2 separate regions of the Homo sapiens genome follow, and region 2 is linked to region 1. A link is a loop called in an ENCODE intact Hi-C map of the cell type or tissue named here. Cell type or tissue: K562. All regions are shown on one strand. Each heading gives the region's core, and the rest is flanking DNA. Links, peaks and the distances in the headings are about the cores only. Region 1 overlaps RANBP17 (RAN binding protein 17). Region 2 overlaps GABRP (gamma-aminobutyric acid type A receptor subunit pi).

Region 1 (16,677 bases), core at 2,850-10,849:
CACCCAGAGGTATAGGGTCATAGAGGGGAGGAAAGCTGCCATTGTAGAAATTTCTTTTCTGGATTTTAAATACCATTTGAACCAGCAGGTTGTGTTCCAGGCTTTCAACCTGAGTCCTGTGTCTGGAAGCCTTCTCCTCAGGCTGATGGAGTGAATCAGAGGGAGAGAAAAAGAGGGAGAGGAGGAAGGGTTAGGTGTAGAGGGTGACAGAAGGCAGGAAGGGCTGAACGGTGGAGAGCAGAAGCTGGGGAAGAAAGAGAGAGAGAGAGAGAGAAACAGAGAGAGAGAAAGGAAGACTGAGATTCAAATTCCTGCTGCCTTACCTACTAACTTCTGAGCCCTACAGAAAAGCATTTCAGTGATTATATATCTGTGACTTTGCCCATGAGAGTAGGCCTTCATCTCTAACAAGATTAAAGTGACCATTGTTGCTTGTAAGATGTTTGGGGGAAAGAGGGAGCTAAGGAGGAGAGAGAATCTAAAGAAGTCAGTTACCAACAATCCTCAATAATCACAAACCTTTAAGCACAAAGAGGGCTCTAATGAAGAATGATATGTAGAACAGAAAGTTTCCCTAAGCTCACCATGATGCCAAACCTCTCTCGTATATAGAAGTATACAAATTGGGTCCCTTGGAAAACCTAGCATCGACATGATTAATGGCACACAAAGCATTTCACAACTTGGCCTCAGCCTACCTCAACTTCCACATTTCCCTCAACCTCAAGCCACAATAAAATGCTGATGGATCACTGAGACATCTCATGCAATTTCAGATTTTTATGTGTTCATGTGCTGGTCATTTTGCCTCAATCAGTCTTCTTCCTCTTTTTCCCCTCATACTCATTCAAAAGTCATCTCCTCTGAAGGCTTCCTAGGCACAGTGAGTTGAACTCTCCTTTATGTTCCCACAACGTCCAGTCCATTCCTCTGTCATGGCGCTTTTCACACTGTAACTGTTTGGATGTGAATCTCCCTCATGACACTGAGTGCTTCTTGAGGGGTGACACTATGCCTTATTCTTTGTGTCCCTACTATTGCACCTAGGGCAATATGTGTCAAGTGAATACTACGTGGCTTTAATGTGCAGTGGAAGGACACGGTCTGGATCTACTAGGACTATATTATAATGTGAATAGTTTTTACACAAAGAGAGAGAAACGACTTTTCCCATTAAGCACATATTGGATTCTACAGACAAAATACATAGAATCGTAAATTACAACAGAAAAAGAAAAGTAGCTAGAGAGAACAGCTTGAATATTTAGTAACTGATTATAGCAATTGTCTTTAATTTTATTTTAGTGGCACCCCTGTCAAGAGATCCTTAAAATAAGCCCAGTTTTATAAAATCAACTAACAGTAGGGATCAGACACCCTACTGTGTGCCCTGCTTTACCCACTTGCTCAGTTCCAGGGCCAGAGACTGTGTGCCCTTAACTCTGACTGGAATTTAAAAGGCACGTTTGTTTAACAAAGATGAAAATATGAATGAGTATGTTTAAACTAGCTTTACCACAACTCAAAGCACAAATTCTTTGATGGTACACAGGATCATTTATATAGATAAATGAAATTAATAATAAATTCCATGACATCCTGGTTTTGGAAAGGATGTGTCCATGGCATTATCTCAAATTACTTATTTTCTTCTTATTGTATTTACATCTTTACTGGTTAATTTTCTTGTTTTCGATAAATAACTACAGTGGACTTTCGTAAAATCAAATTTTACATTTTCAAGACATTATAAATGCCTTTTTTATGGCAAAACTCAGACATAATTTTTGTTTTAATCATTTTATTATGCATTTTAAAATGTGATTTTAAACATTTCAAACATTTTAACATTAAAAAATGTGCTTTCTAATTCAATGGGTCCTACAAGGAAGTTTTCCTACCGTGTCCCTGGCATTCAAAAGAGGAGGAAGCTAGGCAGGCAGGTCTGTTGTGTTCTGCTGTCAAAACAGTTTCTCAAAGCATCAGATCTGACCCAATAATATACTAGAAAAACAGTCAACATTGACACATGGCAGTGCTTTAATCCACAATTATCCTTGTAACTTGCACCATTCCTTTTATCATCCATTAGCTTTGATTCCCATTATCCCATCTAGAACTGTGTCAATGCTTTTGTCCTTGGGGATTTCTCTCCACTACTAGGATCTGACAGTCAAGCTTGAGTACTAAACAGGATCATTACCTCTTAAATCCACTTATCTGATCTACTGAATAGTAAATTGAAAAGCTCATTAAGAGCAACAATCTGATTTGTTTTCATGTGTGACAGGGTCATTTAAAATCAATGTATGATTACAGTGTTTCTTTTAAAAGACTGTTTCTCATTTTTCAAGGTACCTTATCATTCAGATAACATGCAGAAAACATGAAAATGTCTCCAAACATTTGAAATTTAATTATCCCTTTTAAACATGGATAATTTGGGAGTGAGAAGTAATTTGTTCAGTTAGGAAATACCTACAAAATCGTTTATCATCAAGCACAGGTCAATGAAAGTCTTCTACAGAAAAATCTTCTAACACAGTATTTAGAGTTTTTAACACTTTCTACAACTTGTATTATTTCAACCGAAATAATTTTTATGACACCAAGAAGAAACCATATTGCAGTATCTATTTTAAGGAAGTATATAGGAGTTACATAGGAATGCAAGAAAAGGAAAAAAAAAAAACTCACTTTCAGTCCACAGATTCCTTGTCTCTTATTTCAGAATGTATTAAGATAATCTCATCACAATGAAAAATGAGTCAAAATCTAAGAAATAAGAGACTAAACCTATCTGTGTGGTCATCCTTCAGAGAAGGATGGCCAATACAATGACACTGAATATATGGTTATGCCTTTGGTTATGAGTTTTATATAGTCAGAGATGCACATTCTGTAACCAAGGTTTTGCCTGTCTGAGCCCTCCTCCCTTCTTTCCTTCTTCTGCATTTCATAATATGCCTGCATAATAGACTGTAAGCTCCCTGAGAGCAGAAATGATGCTCTGTTTTTTTAAAATCTCACGTGCCTACTACTCAATAATGTTTCTTAAATGAATAAAAAGAATATATGGTTAAAATGTACATTTTGGTCAATCCCATTTCATATATGATTCTTTAACAAAGGAAAACGCATAAAAGGCATGTATTCTTCCCCCTGTGAAATAATATACCCCAAATCCTACCCATCTGGGATGAACACTGGTAAAATGTTGTCATTTTAAAAGGTGTGGTTTTAATGCTTAAATAATATTTCTGGAAGAAGCTCTCCCTATAAATTCAGTAAGAAGAGTCTTAATTTGAAACCTTGCCAGCCTGTTACGGGCACTTCTCAAAACATATAATAGAATATGATATTTTTGTAGTATTAATTTCCACACGAATACGTTTCCTCCACTATTTTCAGCATGTACTCCTGGAATGCAGGGGAAATGTCTATTTCTCTTTACATCTCCAGTGGTATATTGTCTTAGAACACTGTCGTGATAAACTTAGCAAGTAGAAAAAGCACAGACTTTGGTCCCAAAGATACTGCATTTGAATTCTATATCTGCCACTAACTAGGTGTTTCTTAAGGTCTCTGAATCTTGGTTTCTTACCCATAAAATAGTAATAATAATAATAATACCTACTTTAGGCTGGGCGCGGTGGCTCATGCCTATAATCCCAGCACTTTGGGAGGCCGAGGTGGGAGGATTGCTTGAGCTCAGGAGTTCGAGACCAGCCTGGGCAACACGGTGAAACCCCAAACTAAAATACAAAAAATTAGCCGAGCGTCGTGGCGTGTACCTGTAATCCCAGCTACTTGGGAGGCTGAGACAGGAGAATTGTTTGAACCTAGAAGGCGGAGGTTGCAGTGAGCCAAGATTGTGCCATTGCACTCCAGCCTGGGTGACAGAGCGAGACTCCATCTCAAAAAAAACAAAAAAACAAAAAAACCTACTTTATGGGCTTTTGATTAGATTAAATGATGATCCCGAACTCAGAGCTTGACATTTAATAGTTACTCAACAAATGCTGTTTCCCTGTACAACCTTTCATTGACCCTTCTGCACAGTAGGTGCTGAAGTGGTCAGGTAACACCTTTTGAAGAGAAGGCTCTTCACATGAAAAATAACAGAAAAAATCAGAAGGTGCTTTGAAGATTTTCACACAGCATAAAGACGGTTAAAACAAATAAACAAAATCTTATAATCTGTATCCATAACTCTTAAATCTTTACAAATATGTTCAATTAACACCTTCTAGTAACACTCAGAAATTGCATTTGTTAAAGGCATAAAGGAACTGCTTCAAAATTTCATGATACAAAATCAAATTCTTTCTACTTCTCAATGTGTATTGTCTTAGAAACTAGAAAAATTACCCATTTTAACCAGTTACCCATCTCTCTTGCTCCTGAAATATGGAAAGTGATTAGAAATGTAAGGAATTATCATTATTACAGATTTGAGAAGGCATGCTCTTAAAAAACTGTTTTAATATATTTGTTTTCTTAGCCGTATTTATTTTACTGCAAAGGTTCTTATAAATTTAAGAAAAGAGCATTTGGATAGTACATAATGCTTCAATGAGCCAATACATTCTCCAAATTCTCAACTCATCAAATGACAAATATTGCCTGTAGAATTTGCAAGTAGCTTAAAAGATGTTACATATGGTTTTAAAAAGGGAACTAGGTAAGAAAAACAGATGCGGACATAAACTACAAATAGCAACATAATTTTGAGTTGTACATTTAATAAAGAATAAAAAAAGCATGTGCCGAAATAATTTTTAAAATTTCTTTTACCAATCCTAATCCTTAGTCTTAGGTATCTGGAGCACTGTCTCTAACATTCTGGTTATAACTCTGAGGAAACTAATTATGTCAATCTTTAAATTTGGAGTAGATTACAGAACTGGGAAACCCAGAATATTAGTTCCTAAAGATTGTATGGATATATAATGACAGTCACAGAAATTCAATAACAGTCCTTTATGAAATGTACTCAAAAGCACCACATGAAACAAATTAAAAAGAACAACGAATCTCTCATTCTGTGCAAATAAGAAAATAAGAGAAAACACTGGTTCTATAGGTTTTCAAAAGAGTTTTTATAATGAATTAAGATTTTGGATAATGAATCTTCAGAAAATTATAGTAAGTTAATACCCTTAGGCCTTCTATAAGTGTTTAAGATGCTATAACTTCTCAAAGAGCTTTAGTGCATTGTTTAAGCAGGCTCAATGCAGAAAATTAACAGTGCAGTAGAAGTCAACAACAAAGTATTTTGCCATTGGATGACAAACCTTCTCTGAACCAATTTATTCTCAAAAACATATCAGGTAATACAAAAGTGATACCACAAAAGATCCCCCAAATATTACTGTGAATTTTCAAGTATTGTTTCAATCTATTGGAATGACTTATTAATGAAGGTTTTTAACTGGTTCTAAATTGGTAAAACAAAACCTGTCACTGGAAAGGATCCAATATAATGAAAGCATTAGTGTTCCTTAGGAAGAGAATTTAGGAACACAGTATGAAATCACTTACTATGAATAAGAAATCAATTTTCATATTTTTGTTTTAGGCTTCAAGTGCCTTTGAGGTCAATTCAGTGCTTTCTATAAGAAAGACCTCATCAATGTGAAAGGCATTAGTAGAGGAGGGAGGAGGAGAGGTGTAAGAAAGAATAGAGCATTTAATGACTTGGATCTAAACCATTTGGAACTAAAGGTACTTAGCTCTTTCATTAACATTTGAAGCAGGATAAAATATGATAATCACAATTAACTTATCACCATAACAAGAGAATTAATGGTACAAACATCATTGCTGTATATTAAATACACAAACTTAGTGACACTGAATAGATCCACATTAATCCTGGGTGACTAATTTTTCCATATCGTTTCAAATAACATCACTAAATATAAGCCTGAAATTAGACAGAAAAATCTTTTGCCAGAATTTGATTTTAAAACCATAATTTATGTTGGAAATCAAGTGGTAAAAGGTGAATAATCCTGCTTGCCTCATTCAGTTGAATAAGGAACAGCATCTGATAAAGAAAAACTGGTTATGGAAGTATAAAATACATCTGAATGTTAAACATTTATTTCAATTAGAATATCTGAACCCACCATCTGTGGTGGCCATCTTGCTAAGGGCACATGTACCTAACAAATCTCTTAAGAGGCATTCCCAGTCTGCTTGAATAAGCTATTGTATAAGAAAACTTGGAGTGACCACTTTGGCCTCACATTTCCTTCGCTCCACATCCTGTGGCACAAAGCATGAACTCAGCAGGCTGGGGTGCAGGGCTGCCTGCTGCCTTGTGATAATCCCCTCTCCCAGTAGGGGCCTCCACTGATGCATGGCTAAGAACATGCTTCCTCTTTTGCTTGCACCCCAGTGGGGTTTCCATTTCTAACTTGGGCCCAAATCCAGACTGCTAAGGAAGGTGGAAAAGTCAGAAAGCTCCAGATGCTGTCAGAGATATTTCTGAGTCAGTTTCTAAACAATAATTTATTAGAAAGAGTACAGGTATAATGTGAAAACCAGCAAGGCTGGTAATTTTGGAGAGATTCTTTTCCTCCCACCCCCAAGCAGATCTAGGGTCTAACTACCACCTGTTCAACAGAAGCTGGCTGTTTGCCTTACTTTCCTTCAGGGAGCCACTGACTAAGGATCTCCACCAGCATGAACCTAATGCCTCCCGACAGGCCTTCCCTAGCCAAGAGGGACCTGGGTTGAGTGCACCAGTTACTGGTCACAGGATATGCAGTCCACAGAAAGACTCCTGTGGTGCAACCAGCTGAAAGCCAACCAGAGAAAATGGAGAGTGTACATTTGTCCTGACACAGCTTTGCTCCTGTTGGCTGCCAATTCACTCCATGTCTGGGGCCAAGCTTCTGTTAAACTAGTCTTCTATGGATAAAGCCATGGTAAAGCCCTGGGTAAATATATTATCTCCCCAAGCCCATTCAAAAAGAAGCTAACTATGGCTATGGCACCAGATGCTTGGGAAGAAGGCTTAATTTTAGTAGAGGATTTTGGGACCATGGTTTGAAAGAGCATTTCAGACAGTTAAAGGAATATTTATAATTCTTTGCAATAGCAAGTTTATAAGATGACGATTAAATTTTAGGGCAAAGAAGCTGATGCTGGATGAAGTTTGTGAGAGGGTGATAGCAGAGGTGGGGAACTGGGAAGTAAAATATTTTGTTTAATCCCCCGTACCTCCTAAAGGTGTCAGCCAGAAACACATTCTGACACAAGGGATACATGTGCTCTAGACACTGTTCAATAACAGATGCTATTCAATGTAGCCAAATAAAACTTTCTTAAGTATTAATAACTGATTATAATTGGTTACTCAGCAATGTTAGCATCAAGAAATCTAGGATGCTTTTGTACTATGCAACCACATTAAATATAGGCTTTGCAGCTAATACTGCTTATTAGTGGACTACTAAACCTTTGGCTATAAAATATGAACATTGTAGAATTATATAATGCATAAAAAGGGAATGAAGACAATGCATGCCTACACTTAATCATTGTATGCATATGCCTGTTTTACTAATTAGAATCTGAGGCTGTAGTGAGACAAGCATAAAGATTGCTGGTCCACCATCATAACCAGCAACCCAACTCACCTTAACTATTTTCCAAGCCTTCTCTGGAACTCTGGGTACATCACTCCTCAGGCGTACAACCTAAAAAGCACAAAGTTTAGGGACCTGCCACCTGGCACCAGAAATAAGAGCAAAAGGCCTCCCCAATCTCAAATAAAAGGAGAAAGTGGCTGACAATCTTTGTGGTTGTTACTTATGATATTCTTGGGACTTTGATTTTATTCTGGAGCCCATGAGCAGAGACATGGTGAAGTCCTGTTCAAATTCTGGATGTGGTTATATGAATGACAATGGGATTGCTTCAGTGAGATAATTCCAGAAACCAGTTACTAAAAGCTAGCCCTAAAAAAGAATAAATCATAAATAATATTTGACAGAATGATTTTTAAGAATCTCAGCCGGGCGCGGTGGCTCACGCCTGTAATCCCAGCACTTTAGGAGGCCGAGATGGGTGGATCACCTGAGTTCCAGACTAGCCTGGCCAACAAGGTGAAACCCTGCTTCTACTTCTACTAAAAATACAAAAAATTAGCAGGGCGTGGTGGCACGCGCCTGTAATCTCAGCAACTTGGGAGGCTGAGGCAGGAGAATCACTTGAACCCAGGAGGCAGAGGTTGCAGTGAGCTGAGACTGCTCCATTGCATTCTAGCCTGGGCGACAAGAGTGAGACTTCATCTCAAAAAAAAAACCAAAAAGAATCTCTTAGTACTGTTTCCCATGAAGCACTTTCATTATAGAAGTGTGGCAACTGAGGCTAATGACTTAAGCAGGCAAAGTAACCTTCTGATTGGCAAAAGTACATCTTTTAACTAGGGTTACAAAGTATAATATCACAAAATAGGAGGTAATCTAGTGAAGTGGTTAGGAATAGATTCTGAAGCCCAAGACTAGTGAGATTCTGCCACTTACTAAGTAATTTTGAGCAAGTTGCTTACCCTTTAAACCTTAGTTTCCTCAAATATAAAAAGGATGAGAGTAGTACCTAATCTGTGGAATTTTTGAGATTAAAATGGTTAATTTATGTGAAGGACCTATAACAGTCCTGGTATACAGTAAAATTTTCATAAGTATTACCTATTATTTTTATTGGAATGTCTCTTTTCTTTGTGCTTTATCTGGACTAGATACTAGAAAACAGATATATGTTCTAAGTGGGTATGTGAGTAGCTTTAGTAGTAGTTAGAGGGGAGAGGGTCTTAATGAAAGGTAACATAACTTCTAATATTAAATAATGGGTCTAGTCTTTGAGTCTTGCAAAGAAATAAAGTAGTAAGAAAAGTGATAGAAAAAAAGTCAGGAGAAAAACAGAATGATCTGTGGTATTTGGTGTTATTTTATCTCAAGAACTTATCTGCATCACCTATATTGCCAGATTCAAAGCTTTCATCCTCATTTTTTGAGTCAATACAAGTTCCTGCTTCCTATCTCCAAGGTAAGTTTTCAACTCACTGAGTAAGTAGATGATCACTGTGTCCAATAAGTTATCAAAGTTTTCCCCATTCAGATCAATAGGTCCATCCAATTGTCCAAATTTTCTTCTTTTTTCTTTTTTTTTTTTTTTTTTTTTTTTGAGATGGAGTCTCACTCTGTCGCCCAGGCTGGAGTGGCATGATCCTGGCTCACCGCAAGCTCTGCCTCCCGGGTTCACATCATTCTCCCGCCTCAGCCTCCCGAGTAGCTGGGACCACAGGCGACTGCCACCACGCCCAGCTAAGTTTTTGTATTTTTTTAGTAGAGACGAGGATTCACCGTGTTAGCCAGGATGGTCTTGATCTCCTGACCTCGTGATCCACCTGCCTCAGCCTCCCAAAGTGCTGGGATTATAGGCGTGAGCCACTGTGCCCGGCCCAAATTTTCTTTACTAAATTAATGTACACAGACACGGGGGTCCAGAACACTATCATTAGTTTAAAATTATTAAGAGTTTTTAGGTGATGGGCTCCCAAGGGGCATTCTCTCACAGTGGGAACAGAAAGGGGCTACCTTTCAGAAATAAATATAATATTACTGATCTCTGACACTAGACTATTGGTTCTAGGTTGCTTCTCCTATTGTAGGACATAAAATATCAAGGATCTAGCTTAGTTCTTTTGTGACTGATGGCGAGCCAGGACTAGACATCCAATCTTCAGTTAAAGAAATGAGTCTTTTCCTTGGGAAGTAAAACAGCTAGTATGGAGATGAAACTTATGATATTGGCATTATCAGTCAACACACTCTGAAACTGATCATTCCTGGACTCATGCCTAAATACATACATAGCCAATGTGATACAGCGAAAAGCAAACTGGGTTCAGAGTAAGATGATCTGGTTGAAACCAAGGGCCTGCCACTAAACAAGCTTTTAATTCTGAAATTGTTTCATATTTCTGCAAAATGATATTCATGTATATTAAACAGAACATTGTTGAGAAGACTAAATGAGAAAATGTAATGAATAATTCAGCAAAGTGGTTAAATGCAAAGCAGAAACCCATTGCAGGTTAGATTAAGGTTGAAGATAAACTGCATTCTCAAGTGATATTTCCTAGATATTTCTCATTCTACATTACCTGAAAATACAGGATTCATAACTTACAACATGGATAATGTTTTAACCCCCAACACCTTAATCTTTAGGAAGGTTAGAGAGTATCATGTGTTAGGCAGCCGCACCTGCTGGAAAGTGTGGTATGACAGCCCATAGCTCATGAATGCAAATGACCAGATAAAAAGGGCAGGTGAGAACTGGCACCAACAAGCATGAAAACATTTCTAATGAGTCAGAAAAGTGGGCCAAGAGGGAGCAAGGAAGGAAGTGACCATGAAAATTGAGAGACAGAAATGGACAATAAATGGTCAAAGGCTTAAGAAAAAAAAAAAAGGTTACAACAAAACTTGAGAATTGCAATTCTCAGCAAATGGAAAGCCACCAGTACTAAGGTGTTTAGCACATTTCAAAATTTTCTATTATGTTATAATTTTTCTTGTTAAAAGTTTCCAACTAAACTTACTGGGCATAGGAGATTTTCCATGGAAATGCATTTCCAATTTTGTAATGGGTGTCAACCAGAAAATGCAATTCACATAGGAGAAACTTGTTTCAAAGCCAACTTGCTTAAACACATCTATTCAGTAAAGCAAGGGATACTGGCGCTGGGGAGCCACGCAAGGCCTAGGGGAAAACAAAATTCCAATAAGTATGCCAAATGTGCTTTTATATTTCAAGACTCCTTCAAAAGAAACATTATGGGGAGATAAAAATTAGGAAAACACTGAACTTAACTAATTTAAAATGTTGAAAAAATATTTTGCATTTATGTTTTATAACCAAGTGCTTTTCTCACATTTGTCCCAAGGCAGCAGATAAAGCACTATATTCACCATTGCTAATACTAGCAATTGGAACATGCTCTTTGGCAAGGCAGAAATAAGATAATTGTTCAACATAGGCTGGCTTTTCAGAAATACTGGAAGCATTGCCTGTAATTATAGACATCTGTCACTGCTAGCCACTCAGTACTAACCCTGACATCAATATACAACCATAGCACTAAACTGCCTGCAGGCATAGCAATGGAGACCAGATACGCTAGGCAGGCAATCATCTGCTTCATCCAAACTATCTGTCAAAGGTTCCCAACCACAAATAGCTCTTACATTTTGTATCCTTAGGATAATATGTTGATTTATTTTAGATTCTCTAATATTTACAGTCTAGACCATCTACTAAAATAAAGAAACAAAACTTATGGCTAATGGATGCAGTTACTGTTCACAGTCATCATAAAAGGTCATAGCTCAACCCTCAAATGTTAAAAATTGATGGCAGCTTTAACCATGCGCTATCATACAGATGTTTCCTTTTGTAGAGGCAATTATTTTCTAAGGCAATTCAATATGGTAAATACAATCTTTCATCAGCAAATATGTTGCCACATTGTTTTAGTAGAAATGCTCATATTTTAAAGCCCTTTTTAAGAAGTAAAGACAAGTTTCAATGTTCATCACTGAAGAGTCCAGATCATCAGTGTGGGTTTAGCTTTACATACAGTACCTTATTTGGCAATCCCTATATAAATGATGTAATATCAAAAACTAGGAAATGGTACTGAAGAATAAAATACTTAGTTAATGAATGAGTCAACTGACATAATCTTGCCGGGTGTAAAACTTACTGAAATATACATGCAGATGTACATTCATATTTTTTATAAGACACACTGTAGCTTTAAACATCACCCTCTGTTTTCTTTTAAACAGCCAGAGAAGCAAGCTGAAAATTATTAGACATTTAGACTAATTAGGAATAAACATTCACAATTATCATAATGTGTTACTAAAAACCCAGATATTTCTTGGTCTGATCACAACAGCCAATGCTGAAGAAAAACTATTAATTACTGACAGACAGTTAGCTTACAAGTGAGCTGCATTTTAAAAACCTCCTTTAAAATACAATTGCTAAATGCCTTACAGTGCTGTAATGTGAGACAGGTTCAAATCTTATTACTTCACTGAAATTAAAACCTAAGTTTTAATACTGTTCAAGTCGAACAATGATTCCACACTTTATTGCTTTTGAAATCCCTTGATGATCATAGGGAAAAATGCCCCGGAGAAAAAAAGACTGTTTTCGATAAACAGAAAATACAGTTTGCACTCTTAGCCTCTTTGTCATCACAAAAAAAGGATTTAATGCCAATTCTTTAAAAAAAGACTTTTTTTCCCACAAAATGTGCACCTTGTGTGCCATTTGTAAAATCAGTTCACTTTCTTTTATTTATTACTGCAGTGCGGCAAGGCAATAAAGAAGCTACCGATAGCTAATAAATTACATGCCTTTTAAAACAATTCTCTTGCTACAAAAACATGTAACTACAAAGGTTTACATTTACATGGTACATCATATGAAATGTCTATATTTGTGTCCTATTAACCATCTTGGCAAATTGTGGACTTTTACCAAATAGCTAATAGGAAAAAAAATATAGTGATCCACACATGTTCACATGACATAAAAGCCGTTCTAGAAAACTACTCATGTATTTGCACTTTACAAAAATACTCCAAAATTTATTTTAAAAACATCTAAATAAATTATTTCACACATCAAAATGGTACTCAAGGATCTTCTAATCAGGATTAAACTTTACTCAATTACTGAGAACTAAGAAAGTACCTTTTTCTTCTAATTTATGTTCCTAGTATCACATAGTCTTTTAAAAATCATAATTTTAGCAGTTACTTAAAATAAATTATATAGAAGGTAAGATCACTGGAATGTAACCCAGAATGTGCCAATTCTGATTCTTAATGAATATAATATAGTACTTGTAGAAAGATATAGAAACTAGGTAATTTCGGAAACATTAAGGAACATCCGCTTATAATCTTTCTTTTGAAAGAATATTATCTTCACATATCCATAAGAATTGCTTTTAAAATCTTAATGAAAGTAAGCTATTTTGTGTCTCTGCTTTGTCTATGTACAAATGAATTCTGAAATAACTATACTCCAATTTACAGGATTAAGTTGTTAAATTAATCAGGGCATTTTCTTAATGCTTTCATGCTCCAATCTTATGATGAGAATGTATTTATGAGGTAGTGTATTGCCTTTTATTATTAATTTCCTCCATTTCCTGTAATAGCTATCATAGCTGTGGCTCTTTTGTGCATGATTCATACTTACAAAATTTCAACTTTGTTAATTATGCATGATGAACAATGCTTCAATGTTCAAAGCACAAACAACTTTGTTTCATTTCATCTTTACTTCAAGATGACAATCCACTATACAAATGAATGAAAATTTTATATTCTGTAGCACTCGATTTCTCCATTCAAATCTACTTTTTCTCTTTTCTTTTAAAATCAGTTTGATTAGGAATTTGTGGGAGTTATCTTTTTTGAAGGGTTCACGGAAATAAGTTTATTTCATTTTCACAGATTATGGAATTAGGGGAATTATTATCATCATAAATCATAATTGTATAACATCAATGTATGTGGAGAACTCTGCTATATTTCATAACTTATTTTTGCTTCTTTTTTAATAGTAAATGCTCATTTGCTGAAATCATCATTGCCTTTTCCCACACTGTAGTTGATATTAAATGATATTATTCTCAAATAGTGATCAAGAAAAATAACTGACAAAATATCCACTTTCTCTATGGCTACTTTCTCTACCTCCTACATCTCATTCATAAAATTTTATTTTAAATCTTTAATTACTTGGATTATCCTCTTTTTGGCTGGGGGAAGGCTAATTGTATTCTCCCTCTTGCATCGCTAAGAATGTACAATCAAAATAGGCACAGCTAGGTATCATTAACTCCATATATATACATATATGTGTATATGTGTGTGTGTGTGTGTGTACATATATATATATATATATATATATATTTTTTTTTTTTTTTTTCTAGATGGAGTATCACTCTGTCGCCCAGGCTGGAGTGCAGTGGCGTGATTTCAGCTCACTGCAACCTCTGCCTCCCGGGTTCAAGCCATTCTCCTGTCTCAGCCTCCCGAGTAGCTGGGATTACAGGTGCCCCGCCACCATGCCCGGCTAATTTTTCGTATTTTTAGTAGAGACAGGGTTTCATTATGTTGGCCAGGCTAGTCTCAAAACGCCTGACCTCAGGTGCTCCACGTGCCTCGGCCTCCCAAAGTGTAGGGATTACAGGCGTGAGCCACTGAGCCCAGCCTAACACAATACTTTAGATGGCAAAATCAAATAGTGGTTAGATTTCTTGAGGTTATACAGTTAAATGGTTTCCCCAACTTCCTGTTTTCACTGTTTGACAATGCTGTTTCTTAGCTGCTAGGGAAAAATATGTATTCACTGACATTTGTTCTAGTAAATCCAAAGTAAACACTATATTAAATGCTATTTCATTCAATATACATAAAATAATCTTGGCTGGGCATAGTAGCTCACACCTGTAATCCCAGCATTTTGGGAGGCCAAGGTGGGCAGATCATTTGAGGTCAGGAGTTCAAGACCAGCTTGGCCAACATGGGGAAACCCCGTCTCTGCTAAAAATACAAAAAAAATTAGCTGGGCATGGTGGCGCATGCCTGTAATCTCAGCTACTCAGGAGGCTGACGCAGGAGAATGGTGTGGACTCGGGAGGCGGAGCTTGCAGTGAGCCGAGATCGTGCCACCGCACTCCAGCCTGGGTGACAAAGCAAGACTCCGTCTCAGAAAAAAACACCTTGACTTGCACATAAAATAATCTTGGCACCTATCAGACAGTGGAAATAGCAGGTAGTTCTTGGTGCCAACTAAGAGGAGTAGGTTAAATTCATTTGTTTTACTAATTATCTTCTTAGAAAAGATGGAATATTCACTTTGTCCTCAACCCCCTTAATTTGGTTAAAAAAAAAAAAAAAAAAAAACTAAAGTGAACTGTTATTTAGATTTCTTGGTCTTGTTTGCAATTTTTATTTATTTATTTATTTATTTTTTTGAGATGGAGTTTTGCTCTTGTTGCCCAGGCTGGAGTGCAGTGGCGTGATCTTGGCTCACTGCAACCTCCGCCTCCTTGGTTCAAGAGATTCTCCTGCCTCACCCTCCCGAGTAGCTGGGATTACAGGTATGTGCCACCATGCCTGGCTAATTTTGTATTTTTAGTAGAGATGGGGTTTCTCCAAGTTGGTCAGGCTGGTCTTGAACTCCCGACCTCAGGTGATCCGCCTGAAGATTACAGGCATGAGCCACTGCACTCAGCCTGTTTGCAATCTTGAATGGAAAAGTGGAAAACATGAAGCTGAACACTTCTGTTCTCTTTTTGCACTAATATGCAACTCTTGGTCCTATCTTACTTCCCTGTGTATGTTATATGCAGAAGTGAATGACACTAAAAGAAACCCAAGCACCCCCTGGGTGTCAGTCTTCCCCTGTCTTCCCCAAGATTTCATCAGTTATCTTCCAATATGTTCCCAGTATTCTGCATATCAGTCATGGGCCTCATTACATTGAACAATGATTACCTATTAACTTTGTGTTCTCCACCAGTCTGTGATGGCAGGAATATCTTTCCCTAGGCAATAGTGTGTCCCACTGTTTAGCATATAATAAACAGATTTGTAATGATAAGTATTTGTATAATAAATGAAACAAAAAAAAGAGTGCCACTAATCTAGCCAAAAATAACATTCTTACAGACTCTGTATAAATCTTTTTCTAATGTACAATTCTTGAAAACTAAACACTGGCTGGTTCCAACCCACTGTTTCTTAATAAGATGCTGCTCTAATTAACAACACCTACTTCAGAAATATGACTAGGATCAGAATAAAATTTCTCTCCTTCTGTCACCATAAAGTCTGACCATCTCACTCTAATCAATATCCAATCAATCAATGAGAAAATAGGTGATAATCTAGCACTGTCCTAGTTGTATGACAGATACAAGATATGTATAGACACTGCCCCTTTCCTCAAGAATCTCAAACCTTGCTAAGAAAATAAGGACACAGAGCATAAAATGCTTTAGGAGCAAGATCAGGAATTACACTTCATCATTTAATGGATTTAGAGTTAGAAGGACCTAAGGTCAAATCTTGTGAATGCCACTTCCTACCTATGTACTCTTAGTTGAGTTACTCTACTATAGAAATGAGGTTAATGACACCTTCGTCATAAGATTATTTTGAGACTTATTAAGATATAATGCACATAGAAGGTTTATCATCATAGTGACTGGTGTATAATAAACAATAAATGAGTGCGAGCATTGCCATTATTAAGTTTTAACAGCAAATATGATCCAGGTATGAGTTTGTATGAGTGTGGGCAGAAGGAGGAAGAGAACAGTATGATCCAAGTTAAAAATGGGAGTCAGCATGACAGAAGGGAGCTGTGGAAACCAAAAACTGGACAGTAGATGGAGCTAGATTATGGAGAACCTTAAAAGCCAGAGTACTGGCTTGATGTCATGAGCAACAGGGAGATTTCTAAGTGGGAAGAACCCTAGGACAAGAGTGACGTTTAAGATTTGTCTGACTACATTGTGCATGATAGTTCAGAGTCAGAGGGGTAAAGCTTGTATCT
Region 2 (16,677 bases), core at 8,678-16,677, 350 kb after region 1:
CCTGACTTCTAAGTTACTTACGGTGTTAGGCACCCGATGGCTTCATTCTCCTTTCCCACTTCCCTGCCCAAATGTCTTCCATTCTTCATTAATCCCAAGGCAAATGTTTTAATATGCTTTCTTTCTAAGAGGACATGCTCATTTGCTCTTGGATTAAGCCATACACGGAAAGACTGAAGATCCAGTATAGAGTTTCCTTAAAGGAAACCTACCCAGATGTGGTCCCTATGTCAGCTCTATATGTTGACAGGCTGCTATTTTATTTTCCATAATATTATTTAGAACAATTTTTTTAAAGAAGAGTTTGGGAATGGTGGAAATGACGGCTAAAATTTTATATGTAAAAATAGGAAAGGGAGGAGTGTGTAGTTCAGGGACTGACCTATTCATTATAAATTCTAGAGATTTCACTTCACACTCTTAGCAGCACTGATTTCCTACTTAAACTTGCAGGAGAAATAAAATGGGTTTTGATTTGGGCTGTCTGACTAGACTTTAGTTTTAGCTGAGCCCAAAAAAGAGCATCTGTCCTTGCAAATGGAAACCCAGTGTTTGATATCCACTCTTTGTTTTTAAGGCTCTCTTAAATCAAGAGGCGTACGGCCATTAGGTGCCAACAAAAACCAGTTAAGCCAGAAACTGTGAATTTTGTTTTGTTTCACCAATAATGTGCCTTTTATTTTTATATAGTGACCTCACAGCCAAAGTTCCAATAAAAAAGAGATAACATTTATGGAGCATGCAACAATCGGCCAGGAACTGTAAGTGTTCTGCACACTTGGTATCGTTGTGTGCACTGCACACATTGCATCATTGGAGGCTATAAGGACATTTTTCCTATTTTACAGAGAAGGAAATAAGGTACAAAGAGGTTAAGTCAGGTCACACAGCTAACTGGTGACAGGCAGAGCCAGGGCAGAAACCTAAGCTGACTCAGGTCAAAGCCAGCCTCCTAACCTCTCCAGTATCCTCCCTGGATTCTTCACAGGGTCAGTTTGTTTCTTCCCATCACCCTTATGAGTTACTGGCTTTGGAGATGGAAAGTTCAGTGGACATTTCTAAGGTGGGAAAGTGAAAGGGGCATGATCTTATTATTGTTTGCATTTCTTTCATTTCTGTTATTGTCTAGCTTGGATCCAGATTCTGGAGACTTCTAACAACTTGTAAGAATGAGGCTGTATGGTGTAGTGGATGAAGCACAGGTTTTGTTTTGTTTTGTTTTCTTTTTGAGACAGAGTTTCACTCTCATTGCCCAGGCTGGAGTGCACTGGCATGATCTCAACTCACTGCAACCTCTGGCTCCCGGGTTCAAGTGATTCTCCTGCCTCAGCCTCCCGAGTAGCTGAGACTACAGGCGTGTGCCACCATGCCCAGCCAATTTTTGTGTTTTTAGTAGCGACGGGATTTTACCATGTTGGCCAGGCTGGTCACGAACTACTGACCTCAGGTGATCCCCCCACCTCAGCCTCCCAAAGTGCTGGGATTACAGGCGTGAGCCACCGCACCCAGCCCAGGCAGAAGTCTTGAGGCCAAATAGACCTGGGTTCAAATCGAAGCTCTGCCACTTCCCAACTATGTAACCTTGAGCCGGCCATTGAATCTCCTTGAATCACTGTTTTCCCCTCTGCAAAATGGATTAATATCATCTACCTTATAGGACTATTGTCAGGATGAGAGATAGGGTAGGTGAGGTGCTTAGTACATAGTTGTCACATAAAAAATTGTAGCTATTAACTAGCATTTATACACCATGGACTTCCGTCCTTTCATGCAACTTGTAACATCAAGTCTCTCTATCTGAGAAAAAGCAAAATAAAAAAATAAAAACACCTCTGATGGACTGCACTATGGTGATTATTCTTAATATTTTCCCCCAGCAAACTGCATAAAAGTTACTTTACTCCTGTGTTCTATTTGGAAAACATTACAAAACTTTGAGCAGACAGTGGTGCTGTGACAACACAGTGCTTACCAAAGCACAGTATGCTTTTCTGATAAAGATGTAACTTTATTGCCCTTTATGTACTCTCTTGGTTAATATAGTAAGCAAATGGGAGATAATTTGAAATACCTTTACTACCATTTATAGTGTCAGAACATACAACTTGCCTTTAAAAATGTGAAAGATTCATTGCAATAGAAGGCATTGTGTATACATACAAATGCATTTTTAAAACAATCACCAGTGGAGTGCTGAGAGGAATCATGAGCTGAGATCTTTCACCTTTGTAGAGATGAAATAGGATGTTCTTGTTAACTGTGTTCTTGGAGCAGTGAGCCAGGCTGCTCCAATATGCACTGTGGGCAAGATGCCAGCTTTTGTGATCTCCTTTGCAGGAACTTTTAGATGGAAGAGGTGAAAAGCAGGGTCCTCTAGGCTAACAAATGACTTTAAGTCTTTTCTGGGGAAGAATGATCTGATTTGCTAGTAAAGATTCCAGAGATGCCCCTGCCTCAAATTTCTGGTGGGTGGGTTAGGGTGTGGAACAGTTCTGGCAGATTGAGAGAGATCATCAAGACACAGGCCACAGATAATGCCATTCAATCTTTATGAGGTCGCGGCTTGCTGTTGTTCTATAGATGTTGTAATCTTGCAGCCCTGCTTCTGCATAGGCTGAGCATGAAGCTGAGTGCACAGAATCCTTTGAGGAGGTCATGGGATTGGTGAAAAGATGCTAGGCCTAGAAGACATGGCTTCTAGTCTTGGCTGTGCCCTGTTTGATTTTGGACGCATCCTGTGTCGTCTCCCACCCTAGTTTCTACTAACATGACATATAAGCTGGCTGCACTTCATCAAGTCCCAGCTACTGATTTTCTGGGAGTATGTAATATGTGTATAACCATGTATCAGATTGATTAGGACCCATTTGTGTGACTGATATCACATGTCCAAAATAGTTTCACATTTATAATCTTAATTTTTAACCATACTACAAACCTGTGAGATAGAAAGGGTGAATATATTTGTTCCCTTTGACGTATTAGAAAACTTAGGCAAATAGAGATTCAGTTAATAGTAGAGTCCAGGTCTCTTGACTCTCATTCTTGGGTTCCCACACTAAATTAAACTGGATTAGTCTTTTGGGATAAGTCTGAAATGGAATGCAACTAGATTCTTTGTGGAAAAAATAACTTAATAAATTCTATTCAATTCCTAAATGAGTAGATAAAAAACAAAGTTGTATTTCCCTTGTTGAGAATTTGCCTTTGAATCCCTCTGTGAAATGAATTAGAATGTTTTCTTAGGATGTAAGAAATATACAAACTCAGAAAAAGCACATCTCACATATTTTTAAATGGATAATTTCTCCTGGGACTTCTTTACATTCTGAAAATTCACTTTATTATTGCATTCTAAAGTTTGTGGCTTTAAATGCCATGGCATCTGAGTCTAACTTTTATTGGTGATATTTGTGGTTATCAGTTTCCACTGTCACCCTGTCCCATTTCCTTTGTTTTGTTCCATAGATATGATTTGGTTTATGAATGAGGGCTTTTCGATCCTTCAAGATATGTTTTTGTGAATTGGTTCAATAATTTGTTATTGAAAAGCAAAATCCATCAGAGACATGTTTGCCTACTTCCTTTAAAAAGAAATATTTTCATAGAGACCAACTGTCTATTCATCATTCATGCCTCTTCTTTGTATGTTTTAAGGACATAGCCACAATTCTTGTTCGTTAAATGTGTCCATGAATGTATTCAACCTGAAATCCCAGCTTCAAAACTTCTAAAATTTGGAAATTACACAAGTGTCTTAGTCCAAAAAGAAACTGCAGGCCTCTGCCTTGGGTGCAGACACAGAGTAAGTTGGCAGGCCAGACTCAAAGAGGCCCTGAGAAGGAGAAGGAAGTCTGACTCTCATTCTTGGGTTCCCACACTAAATTAAACTGGATTAGTCTTTTGAGATAAGTCTGAAATGGAATGCAACTAGATTCTTTGTGGAAAAAATTTGGAGTTGCCTTTTTATGTCACAACTCTGATGATCGCATATTTCTCAGCTGAGTGCTCCCTCCTTTCATTACTCTGAGTTCTTAGTGAAGCTTTTGACTCAGACCCCTGACCTTGAGGGCTACCTATGAGGCATCATTCAAGCCAGCTGCCCCCTCCTACCCATTACAGAAAGCAGGTTCTTTGATTGCAGGTAGTCTAACTTTTTGCATTCCTGTGAATGTTTTTAATTGATTTACATAAACTCAAATTAACTTTAACTAAGGTTAAGGTTTAGTGTCTCAAAAACTGGGAGTTGCAACAAAGAACTGCTGTATCCCTGTATGCCTGCATCATTCTTCAACCACAAATTTATCATTGGATGCTTTTTTGTCATGTTATGGCCACATCAGAAATAGATGTTGTATTAGTTTATTCTTGCTTTGCTATAAAGAACTACCTGAGACTGGTAATTTATAAAGAAAAGAGGTTTAACTGGCTCATGGTTCCACAGGCTATACAGGAAGCATGGCTGGGGAGGCCTCAGGAAACTTTCAGTCATGGCAGAAGGTGAAGGGGAAGCAGGCTCGTCTTACATGGCTGGAGCAGAAGGAAGAGAGAAAAGGGGGAGGTGCTACACACTTTTAAACAACCAGATCTCGTGAGAACTCATCATCACGAGAATTGCAAGGGGGAAGTCCTCCCCCATGATCCAATCACCTCCCACCAGTCCCGTCTTCCAACATTGGAGATTACAATTTGATGTGAGATTTGGGTGGAGACACAAATCCAAACCATGTCAGATGTCCTGTTCCTTCTTGGCACTAACATAGGAGATTCAATGAAACAGAAGGAAAAATTTGCTTTCTGTCTGCTCTACATATTATTCATATTCAATAGTCATATCCTGTTGGACGTTTCCATGTGGTGGACACACTGTATTATTTCACCCTCCTGAAAATGTAGTTTTCATGAAGTTGTTGTCTTTTCCACCAAGGCACGTGGTATCTGTCTTCCCATCTGGCTTCACATGTGGAGAGCTTGGAAAAATACAGGTCTTGAGTCCATAAGTCTGAGTTGAGACTCTGGGGTCAGTTGCCTATAGAGCTCCACCAGTGATTCTTATGATCAGCCGGATTCAGGAACCACTGCTTCAAAGCCTGTGTGTCCAGAGTCCCCATGACCACTGGCTAGGTTTGATGATTCACCAGGAGGATTCACAGGACTCCGCATATAGTTGTACTCATGGCTATAATGTATTACAGCAAAAAGATACACAACATTGCCCAACTCTACAACTCTTTAACTCTTGGGTCTCGTCTTCACTGAGAGAGGAATAGCTAGCTGGCTTGTAAATGCAGATGTCCTCAAAGATCACAGGGACATTGGACCATCAGGTAGTTATTTACTCACTTTTCATGTTCTATTCTCTTTCCTAGTTTTCAAATGGGATTGCATTTTATCTAATGTCTGGGAAGGCACAGTTAGAAGAAATGATATTGAGTGGTTAAGTTTCATATCATAGCCAAGTCACTGAAAGCTATGAATCACATGATTCCCCTTCAGATCCCCCAAAAGAAATCATAATTTTGAAGTTCAACCTTGTGGGCCACCAGGAATATTCTTAGGCATTTGTTTTATGTTAGCAATACGTTGACACTTTAATTTTCTGCAGCCAGAGGCATCTCCCTGCATCTACAACCTTCCAAGATTACCTGGTAAAATAGAGCTGTCTGCTTTCAGGCAGCTGTATGGCAAAATCAAAGGGAGAGATGATTCTTTATTCTCATGGGAAATTTCCAGATGGAGAATCTGAGCATTTCATTATTCAACCTGCACATTTTCTTCCTTCTAAACAATTAGGCTTTCTCTGAAGTGCTTTTATGCCTATTTACTTTTATTCAGTTCACTTATTCAGGTGAATAGTGGAACAGCATGTCCCTTGCACAAAATTTCTCTTGAACCTAATAATGACAGTCATTTACTCAGCTTACTTTCCAAGGTACAAAAGCTCCTTCTTGTTGGACTTGTTTTCTATTATTTAAATCACTTCTGTCATTCTTCTCTCTTTCCCCATTTCTGTACATCCCTAGAAGTATGGGCCAAAATTGAACTCAGTGTTTTCCACCCAAATATACTGCAGTCTGATATATATTTAAAGTCTTTACAAAACTGTTGAAAATTATATGTAATTTAATATATATTTAATTTTAAAAATAGATTAAACATATTTTCAATTTTTCTTTTAAAAAATATCACACATAACTTACATTGATCACATATTAGGGTGTAATTCCTTGTCTGTTAAAAGACAATTTTAAAAATGTATACGTTTTAAAAAGCAAGGAACTTTGGCAGTAAACTGATAAAAATTCACTATGGGCCAGCAGCTGAGAAGAACTGCTCTCTATGTGTAAGAGTAAGGCACAACATTGAAGAAATACCTTATCTCTTTTTTTTTTTTTTTGAGATGGAGTCTCTGTCACCAGGCTGGAGTGCAGTGGTGCCATCTCGGCTCACTGCAACCTCTGCCTCCTGGGTTCAAGTGATTCTCCTGCCTCAGCCTCCTGTGTAGCTGGGACTACAGGCATGCGCCACCACACCTGGCTAATTTTTTGTATTTTTGGTAGAGATGGGGTTTCACCATGTTAGCCAGAATGGTCTCGATCTCCTGACCTCATGATCCACCCACCTTGGCCTCTCAAAGTGCTGGGATTACAGGCGTGAGCCACTGCACCTGGCCAAAAGACCATATCTTGATCTCAAACTCCCACTAACTGCAGATCTTTATGCTTGTCACTATACTTGCCTTGTGTATTAGTTCGTTTTCACACTTCTATAAAGACATTACCTGAGAATGGGTAATTTATAAACAAAAGAGGCTTAATTGACTCACAGTTCTGCATGGCTGGGGAGGCCTCAGAAAACTTACAATCATGGTGGAAGGCAAAGGGGAAGCAAGGCATGTCTTACATGGCAGCAGGAGAGAGAGAGAGCAAGGAAGTGCTATACTTTAAAACCATCAGCTCTTGTGAAAACTCCCTCACTATCATGAGAACAGCATGGGGGAAACCACCCCCATGATCAAATCACTTCCCACCAAGTCCCTCCCACGACATGTGGGGATTACAATTCGAGATGGAACACAGAGCCAAACCATATCACCTGGCACTGAAAGCCATACTGTACTTTTCTTCGACGGGGACTCCCCTGCATTGCCTGCTCATTTCCAGCTTGAGGTCTACTGTAATCTCCAGCCCTTTTCTGCTATGCTCATTTCTCCTTTTTTCTTTTCTTCTTCTTTTTTTTTTTTTTTTTTTTTTGAGATGGAGTCTCACTCTGTTGCCCAGGCTGGAGTGCAGTGGTGTGATCTTGGCTCACTGCAACCTCTGCCTCTTGGGTTCAAGTGATTCTCCTGCCTCAGCCTCCTGAGTAGCTGTGATTACAGGCACCCACCACCACGCCCGGCTAATTTTTTTCTATTTTTAGTAGAGACAGGGTTTCGCCATGTTGCCCAGGCTGGTCTCGAACTCCTGACCTCAAGTGATCCACCCACCTCAGCCTCCCAAAATACTGGGATTACAAGTATGAGCCACTGCGCCCCACCCTCATTTCTCCCTTTCATTTGAAATGAACCATCTGCCATTTAGTTGCTATTGAGTGTCTTCCTATATTTTTATGATTTCTTATATTGAGACTATTGCTAGTCTCAGTAGCAAGTTAACTAATAATTATATTTCTATGATTTAGAATATTCCCAACCCCAGCTAGTTTCATGTCCTTTGGAAATTTGGTGAGGTTGTTCTTGATATTTTCAACCAAGAAGTAAATATTTTGAACAACGTGATCACTGGGACTGCTCTGGGTAGGGGATAAAATGGACAGGTTTCGAATATTAGAAGTTTTTACTGAGAACTCTGATGTAGTAGCTACACTTTAGTGCAGAGTGATACAAAATCCAAGAGTCAATGTTCCCCCCGCAAAGTGTATTCTCAAACTATAAAAATATCATTCAACAACAAAAAAGAGAATTCCAAGTGATAAAGAATGCTTAGAAGAAAATCTGTGACATTTTTTGAGAATTGGCTCTTTTGCTATCACCAGGCTCAGCTGTTTAACTGCAAGGCAGGTGTTGTGGTGCAGTGATGTCAAAGAAAACATTGGCTATGTCACCAGCATTTACTATTTGCTTGGCAGAAGATATTAATGGTAGGGTTTATATGTGTGTCTTGAGCATATATGTGTACCGTTTGGGGTTGGGGGAACATGAGGATAGAAGGATGTGAGCCCATTGAGTTTGTACTGTGATACATACCTTCTCCAGATTGGATCTTATAACAATCATTGTATAGATGACCACTTGATTTGGTGGGTAGCTAATATGGTATATTTATTTCACAGTTTCACATCTTTATCATTGTTTTTATATAAAAACAATGCTTAAGTGGGGTTTCAGAACAGATATTTCCTTTTAAACTTTTTTTAAAAAATCACAAATATGATTGGCTCATACAACCACATTTCACCTCTTTTCACCAGCACTCCCACCCATTCCCGTTAGAAATATTTTGTTAAAAAAATCAGGTGATCAAACTCATAGAAACTGAATTGTGAGAAGTATAATGGGAAAAGGAATGAGAACCTGTGGCTCTAGGGAGTTACAGAAGGGAAATCATCTTTTAGAGCCTTGGTTTATTTCTGACAGGAAAGGTAAAGCCGTGCATTTATTAGAACAGGAAGCTAAGAAATTAAAGATGGCGAGATTGTCTAAAATAACTGAGGCTGAACTGGAAGCCTTTACCCTGGCACACTCAAAAATCACTTTTGGTACTGTTGGCTGAGACTGGCCGAGGAATGTGCATCTCTGGCTGGATTTGGAGAGGGCAGCTCACCCGCAACCTGAACATAGGTTCTGTAACGTATCTCATTGTTACTCAGAAAGTTCAGTACTCAGGGCCAGCACGCTCCTGCTCATGCGGGATAAGCCACTCATAGCAGACCAGCTGGAAGGATCAGGGATCTGAGCAAAGCCAAGTTTACTTAAGCTAAGCCACTTGTTCCTGGGTCAAGCAGTTTGTTTTCTAATAAGCATCATTCCTGATCATTAGAGCAAAGGGATGAATGCTCCTCTTGGAATGATACAGGGGATCTGCCACTGGGAGAGTGTTGCTCAGTGTTAGAGTAGCAGCAATGACAGAATGACAGCGACTCTCTGAGTCAACCCAGTACTTTTAGTACCCCATCACTATGTGAATAAAGGCAGCTAGAAAATGGACTCAATTCTGCAAGCCTTCATGGCAACAGCCCATATTAAGACTTCTAGAACAAGTTAAAAAAAAATCTTCCATTTCCATCCATGCATGGGAAAAGGGCTTTAGTATAGTTTAGGATGGATGTGTGTATAATAATAAAATGATAAGATATGCATAGTGGGGGAATAAAGCCTCAGAGTCCTTCCAGTATGGGGAATCCATTGTATCTTAGAACCGAGGGATTTGTTTAGATTGTTGATCTACTAATTTTTTCTTCACTTATATTTGAATTTTCAATGATAGGACTTATTGGAAATTGGGGATAATTCTGTTGTGGTATTAAATAATATTCATTATTTAAAAACTCATCTTGGTATTGAGTTAGTGCATTGACTTCCAATGAATTGACATAAGCCCATATTTCATTTTAACCAGAAACAAAAACTAGAAAATGTTACTCCCTAAATAGGCAACAATGTATTTTATAAGCACTGCAGAGATTTAGTAAAAAACATGTATAGTTACTTTAGAAACAACTTCTGACACTTGAGGGTTACCCAATGGTCTCCTTCCCATTCTTTATATGAGGTAAATGCAAACCAGGGAGCCACCGAATAAACAGCCCTGAGTACATTTGTAATCTTGGGCTCCATGGGAATGTCCTTGATTAAGATGAAAGAGGAATGGACTGATGTTTCTATTACAAGATCCTATAATGCTAGGACTTCTACACAGCTTAGAACAATGGTTGGAGCTTCATTCTTTGAGCAGAAAGACTCAAATATTATTTCAGTCACTTGTAGCACCATTGGATGTGGGTGCACACTTGGCCTAAAATACCATTTACATCATTATCTTGTCCTGTTGAAGACCTATGGCATGCAAGAAATTTAACATTGACTCAAAAATACATGTAGTATGCCCAGTAAAATACATTGGCTAGCATAAAAATCAAAGGAAACAGTAGTTTGGAATAGTGATCAACATTACTGGGGTTTTGAATTGTGAAATAATCAACAATCCTGCCCATCTTTTCTCGGAAGACAAACTTGAACTTGTCGCTGGTTTTCATTGTCAAGTCACTGTAGTCAACGTTGTCGCTGGAAATTTCAATGCTGGCAAAGCTGATCTTCCGTTTAAAGCTGGAGATGGAGCTGTTGATGATATTAGTAATACTGACTTCTTCTACTTCCTTTGTTGTCCCCTAGTTCATAGACAATGCAGTTAGCTTAAAAGACTTGACTCAGCAAAATAAATAAGTAGGTAATGAGCTAATAAAAAGTTTAGAGGCCTAAGTGTTGAATAATTAGGCTTAATAGAGAGTGGCATTGAGTGCTTCAGAAATTGGCCAATAAGCCAGGCTTGGGCTCCTGTTGCCCTGTTTGGAGACACCTATTTGTAGGTCACCAGCATATATAACAGGAGGAGTAAACATGGCCTACTGTGGATATCCTGAGCAGTGTGCCAGATGCGAAATGCTCAGGCTTTGAAGTTAGTGGACCTGGGTTCAAATTCCATTCGGCCTCTCACTATTGTGAAACTTTAGTCACCTCAATCCCTCCAAGACTTTATTTCCTCGCCTGCCAAATGGTGATTGGTATTGCCATCTTGAGACTGATGGGAAGATTAAATGGTAAAAAATGGAAAGCATCTGGTAGGTGTTTGATGACTTCAATTCTGTTCCAGGGAGAAAGGAGTAACTGATTACGAGAGATAATAGAAATCAGCTGTGTCTTAAAGGCTTTGCCACCAAAGCAGAAATAGTGATGCTCCCTGCCATTGCAAGGAGTTGCCATTCTCCAACATGGCTGGGGTCAACTCCCAGGAATGTGGGAGTGTAGTGAAGTCAGAGAGAGTGTGGTTTGGTTCCTTGACCAGGCCGCTTGCTAGGTGTGGGGTCTTATGGGAGTTACCATATCACTGTACAGGACAATGAAATGAGTACCATTATTATCCCAATTTTACCCTTGAGAAATGTGCCACATCAATTAGTGGCACATTTCTCAAGAGTAAAATTGGGATAATAATGGTACTCATTTCATTGTGTTGTTGGATGAACTAAAGGAGATGTTGACGGATGTTTAGGACACAGTGAGTACTCCATAGTGCAGTGATTATCATATACACAGCAGAATAAGAGCTTTCTGGTGTCTTTAGAGGAGGCTGTCAGTATTTCACCAATGTCCATTTTGCCAATCTAGTAAATCCAGATTCTTGGGCGGGGGGATGAGGAGGTAACTCAACTTCCTTCCTCCCTCATAAGGAAGCCTAAGGGAGCAAAATAAATAAAAGCCATGTTCCTCTTTGGCTGGCACACGTGGTCATTTGCCTTTGGTGCTTGGATGACATGACTATGAAACATTACTCACTGTAGCCAAACCCAAGGGAAAAAGCAACTGGATCTTTGGGTCATTTTGATTCCTCATTCTACACTATTAGATCCTCCGTGGTCCTAGCACTTTGCTCAAGGTGGGCACCTCTTCTGAACTGGATCCCTATCATTTTCTTGCTTCTTAGCATGAACTTTAGAATGCCATTATCTATCAAATTTGGCTTCCAAATAACACTAGGGGTCCATGAACCTGTAAAGGGTGATAGTTAAGAGCATGGTCTAATGCTCTCTGCAAGTGGGAATAGCGGATAAGTGTCAGGCTTTGGAACCAAGTAGGTTTAGGTTGGAATCCCAGCTCTACCTCTTAGTATCTATATCCCCTGCGGTAAGTCTCTTTCCCTTCTTGTTATCAGATTTCATAAATTTAAAAAAGGAGACAACCTTATTGGGTTGTTATGAGCATTTAAAATAATATAGTATTTGCAAAAGGCTTGTTACTGTGTCTGGCACATGTAAATGCTTGATAAATAATGACTATTATTATTATTTAGAGAGCTGGACTATAGTGTTCCATTGCTAAACCAAATAATGACAGTTTTTCTCAATTAGCAGAAAAATATGCTCACCAAGAAATTTGTCACAATCTAATATTTCCATACATTTTTCAGTAAAGCATTACTTGTATAATTTAAGGACAAAATAATGCAACAAAAGAATTAAATAGTAAATATATATTAATATAAAACTTGCAAGCAGCTGATCATGTTTTTTTCATATTGGATTCTTCATGGATGCTTGCTCCTGTGGTTGTGATTTTATGCTGCATACAGATAACATATTTTCTGCTGGAAAATTAAACATATTAATATCTCATTGTATTTGGTGAAAAGAATGGTCTTTTTCAAGGGGCACCATGACTTCCAGCTGCTCCCACCTGAACAAGGATAAGACTCACTGGAGCACAGGGAATCACTGCGGGTGGGGTGGGGATAGAAGCCAGGTCCAGCCCATGTCTACAGATCAGCACACGGCACCAGTGATGGATCATACACAGGGCCCTCAAGACTCTTACCCTATCTTTGGCTGCCATCTGCTGTAAGGAACTGTAGTGAGCAACTGCATATTCTAGCAAGGCCCCAAACACAAAGCTAAAGCAGATCCCCAGGTACACATCGATGGCCTTGATGAAGCAGTTGGTGTTGGGAAGAGAAGTGCGGGACCCGATCATCAGTGTGGTCATTGATAACACGGTCGTCACTCCTGGGAAAACAGGCAGGGGATGTTCCTACAAAGTGACTGGTTAGTCCTCCACCATAGCCTGGCAGAGTGTCCCCATTTGAGAATTGGCAGGGTGAGGGCAAGACCCAGAAATGGAATGCATCTCATTTTGAAAAGTCTGCGACCTTCTAGAATAGGGTTGATTTGTCCATTTTGTACAGATATGAGGGATGTGTTTTTTTTTAATGTTTCACGTTCTGTCTTCTCCTGGGAGGGGGTGATAAATATGCAAAAGAACTGACAATAGACCATCTAAGCACAATGATCCCTTACTTGTCACTGTAAAACTTAAGTTTAAAAATGCACCACTCCTGGCAGGGCATAGTGGCTCACACCTGTAATCCCAGCACTTTGGGAGGCCAAGGTGGGCAGATCACTTGAGGTCAGGAGTTCAGGACCAGCCTGGGCAACGTGGTGAAACCCCATCTCTACTAAAAATACAAAAATAAGTTGGGCATCATGGCACATGCCTGTAGTCCCAGCTACCTGGGATGATAAGGCAGGAGAGTCACTTGAACCTGGAAGGCAGAGGTTGCAGTGAGCCGAGATCACGCCAGTCCACTCCAACCTGGGCAACAAGAGTGAAATTCTGTCTCCAAAAAAAAAACAACAACAAAAAACCCAGAATCCTAAAGTAGTCTCTTTCTGTCTCTCTCTTTCTTTCTCTGTAAAAGAATCTCCCAAGAAAACAACTCTTGGAACTGCCTTAGGAATATCAATGAAGACAATGGTAAAAGGAAAAAAAGTAAGTAACCTGATAAGCCAGTTCTTAGAAATCTCCTGTTGGAGCTGCTTACCAATGCAGGTTCTTGCAGGGACTGAATCGAGAGAGATCCAAAATGAAACCCAGGACAACACCACCAGGAAAGTGGAAGGAACGTAGGTTTCCAAAATGAAATACAGAACATTCCTCCGAAGCTCAAACTGTAAGACCAATCTAGTGTAATTTCCTGAAAGGGTAAACAACAGATAGGAAATTGTGTCTGTTCGTGTAGCAAGTGGTTTCTCTATGGGATGCTTAACTATATGTACATTAAGCCCTCTGTCATTGATCTAAATCTGGTTATGTATGAACTGTCATTATGATTTCCACAGGAGACACTGCTGTTGCATTGAATGGGATTTATAGGGGCGCTGTCCTGCCTTATGTCCAACCTGGGCTTTTCTGAATCACAGTATTCCTACAGCAGTGCAATCAATACTGGTTTTCTTGACGTCTGCCTCACTAGACAGTGAGTTCCTTGGGGGCAAACACTGAATCTTTCAGTTCTGCACTCACAAAGTAGTTGTTCAATAAATACCTGTTTAATGAAGATTACCTGTGACCATCTGTTTCTCAAGGAATACTATGGAATAGACCTAATGGACCTATTAAATATAAGTGAATTTTTGATGATTTCAGAGGCACCCCAGATTTTATACTACTTCAGGGCCATCCTTAGGGAATCTAGCAGTGTATTCTAGATGTGGGAAAGGCATGTGTTAGAGAGCTATCAGTAACAGAATTCTCTGTGGTAAATAGGCTACTGTAGCACAAAACATATATGTCCATGGGTTAGAGTCCCAAGCTCTGCTCCTGCTGTGCTTCTATTATGGGGAGGTGAGCAGTAGTGGCCAGCACTGGTGTGGATGCATGAATGAAGAGGTTATCCTCTGGGAACAGGAAAAGTCTGGCTTAGATTGTTGTTGGGGAAAAACAGGATGGTGAATGGGAGCTGCTCCAACCCTCTGTCACCCCCAAATTAAAGCCTGAAATGAGAAATTATACCATTAAAAAAACAACAGACATATGCCTGGATAAATATAGTATAGAATAAAAATATGTACTTTTCGAGCTTGGTGAGACCCTAGAGATTACTTATTATTTTACTTTATTGATGGGTAAATTGAGACACAGGAAGTTTTAGTGATTTGAAAAGGACCTGGAGTTGATGTTAGAAGAAAGAATAAAAACCAGGTCTTTTGCCCGTTGGTCCAGGGATGTTTTATCAGTCTACACTGCCTGCTTTATTTTCTTGATTTTGAAAGTCAATGTTTTAAAAACAAACAAGCAAACCTTAGAATCAACATTTGACTAAATAACGACCCTCTTTTGTACCTAAAGAGGGTGGTTATGTGCTACATGAGATTACATAATTTTGAAAACTGAAGCCATTTTTTATATGAACCCAACTTGGGAATCCAGATTTGGTAAACTATGACTGCATAGCCCTAATTTACAAAGTTGTCTTTAAAAATAAAGTGTATTTATTTGCCCATTATAAAAATAATTCATGATAATTACTTAAATTTTGGAAAATAAAGCCAGGCTTGGTGGCTCATGTCTGTAATCCCAGCATTTTGGGAGGCCAAGGCAGGTGGTTTGCTGGAGCTCAGGAGTTCGAGACCAGCTGGGAAACATGATGTAACCTCATCTCTACAATAATACAAAACATTACCCAGGCATGATGGCACACACCTATAGTCCCAGCTACCAGTGAGACTGAGGTGGGAGGATCACCCAAGCCCAGGAGGTGAATTTTGCCGTGAGCTGAGATTGCGCCACTGCACTCCAGCCTAGGTGACACTAGAGTGAGACACTGTCTCAAATAAATAAAATAAAATAAAGTAAAATAATAAGTAAATAGATAAAAGAAAAAAGAAAAGAAAAATTTGGAAAATAAGAAAAGTAGAGAGAAAAAATCATCTTTCCTTCTATTCCAGTCTTTTCTCTATACATACCCTTTAGTTTCTAATTTTCATGTAACCATGATCTTGGTGTGACATATGATTTTTAATGTCACCTAGGCTCAACTAAAATACACAGTAGGCCGGGCGCGGTGGCTCATGCCTGTAATTCCAGCACTTTGGGAGGCCAAGGCGGGTGGATCACTTGAGGTCAGGAGTTCGAGACCAGCCTGGCCAACATGGCGAAACCCCTCTCTACCAAAAATACAAAAATTAGCCGGGCATGCTGGAGGATGCCTGTAATCCCGGCTACTCAGGAGGCTGAGGCACAAGAGTCGCTTGAACCTGGGAGGCGAAGGTTGCAGTGAGCTGAGATCGTGCCACTGCACTCCAGCCTGTGCGAAAGACTTTGTCTCAATTAAATAAAATAAAATATGTAGTAATTTTTTAGGGTGCAAATATTGATGAGAATAAGCGTTCTTAATATTATCATAAGGAAGTGAGAGGAAAATGCCAGCTGCTTTTATATAACATCACATCTTTCCAAACATGTCTATGTAAAATCGCCAAAGACCAAGAGATGCATTTCTGGTAAATGAAATGAATAAGTAATACTTCCTGCCATGTTTGCAATAATTAGAGTGTTCATGCTCTTGTTGGGCATTGCTGCTGTCTTCTTCATCTTTGAGCTGTATTCTTATTTTTATTCTTCAGTGTCAGAGAACTAGTGTTCCAGTGAGAAATATGAATAAATTTTATGCATGATGGAGGCACGGAATTTGAGCACTCATTAGCAAGTATCTGGAGGTACATGGTGCAAGGCTTCAGAGCTGGTCCAGAGGTCTGTTCCTCAGTGGACCATTTTAATACTGGGTGTGGAGGAGGTGGAATTGCTCAGCACAAACCCTACTGTCCCGCTCCACTGCATCCCAAGGAGGTAAAGTGAGAAGACGATATTTCTGACTCAGAGAGCAACCCTACACCTCAGTTCACTTATTTTTATTTCATACAGTTTGTCACATGAGTTACCTGTCTCCTGCTGCGATCTGGTGACTAAGGTGAAATACCGCTCTATGGTGTACTGAGCAAGCCGCAGGTGTTCCAGTCCACGCACAGAGTCGTTCCCTCTCAGCCAGGTGAACTCCACATCATTTCCATCATAGCCCCCTGGCAAATAAAATGGAGCCCTGGTCAGTGCAAGGGTGTTCCAGATTGAAC

What was found. Peaks named below come from ENCODE experiments on the same cell type or tissue, not always from the same donor. Only the 100,000 strongest peaks of a DNase experiment are listed, where the experiment ranks them.
Region 2: it touches region 1 in a loop (2.0-fold over the local background); 10 of 110 quality-filtered maps call a loop at or near these places.

What each region holds. Positions count from the first base shown.
Region 1 is chr5:171,152,442-171,169,118 of GRCh38, reverse strand. The region is part of intron 14 of RANBP17 (RAN binding protein 17); the gene reads right to left. Among named protein-coding and RNA genes, the nearest start is that of TLX3, 150 kb to the left of the region's middle. In K562, for the core only: a CTCF peak has its summit at 6,348; a DNase peak (open chromatin) is centred at 6,338.
Region 2 is chr5:170,805,665-170,822,341 of GRCh38, reverse strand. It overlaps GABRP (gamma-aminobutyric acid type A receptor subunit pi), which reads right to left. Exons shown (of 10, transcript NM_014211.3): 7 at 16,489-16,626; 8 at 13,590-13,742; 9 at 12,587-12,774; 10 at 8,295-10,386. The coding sequence ends at 10,084. Among named protein-coding and RNA genes, the nearest start is that of GABRP, 30 kb to the right of the region's middle. In K562, for the core only: a CTCF peak has its summit at 12,585 (motif pointing left); no DNase peak of the experiment used is centred there.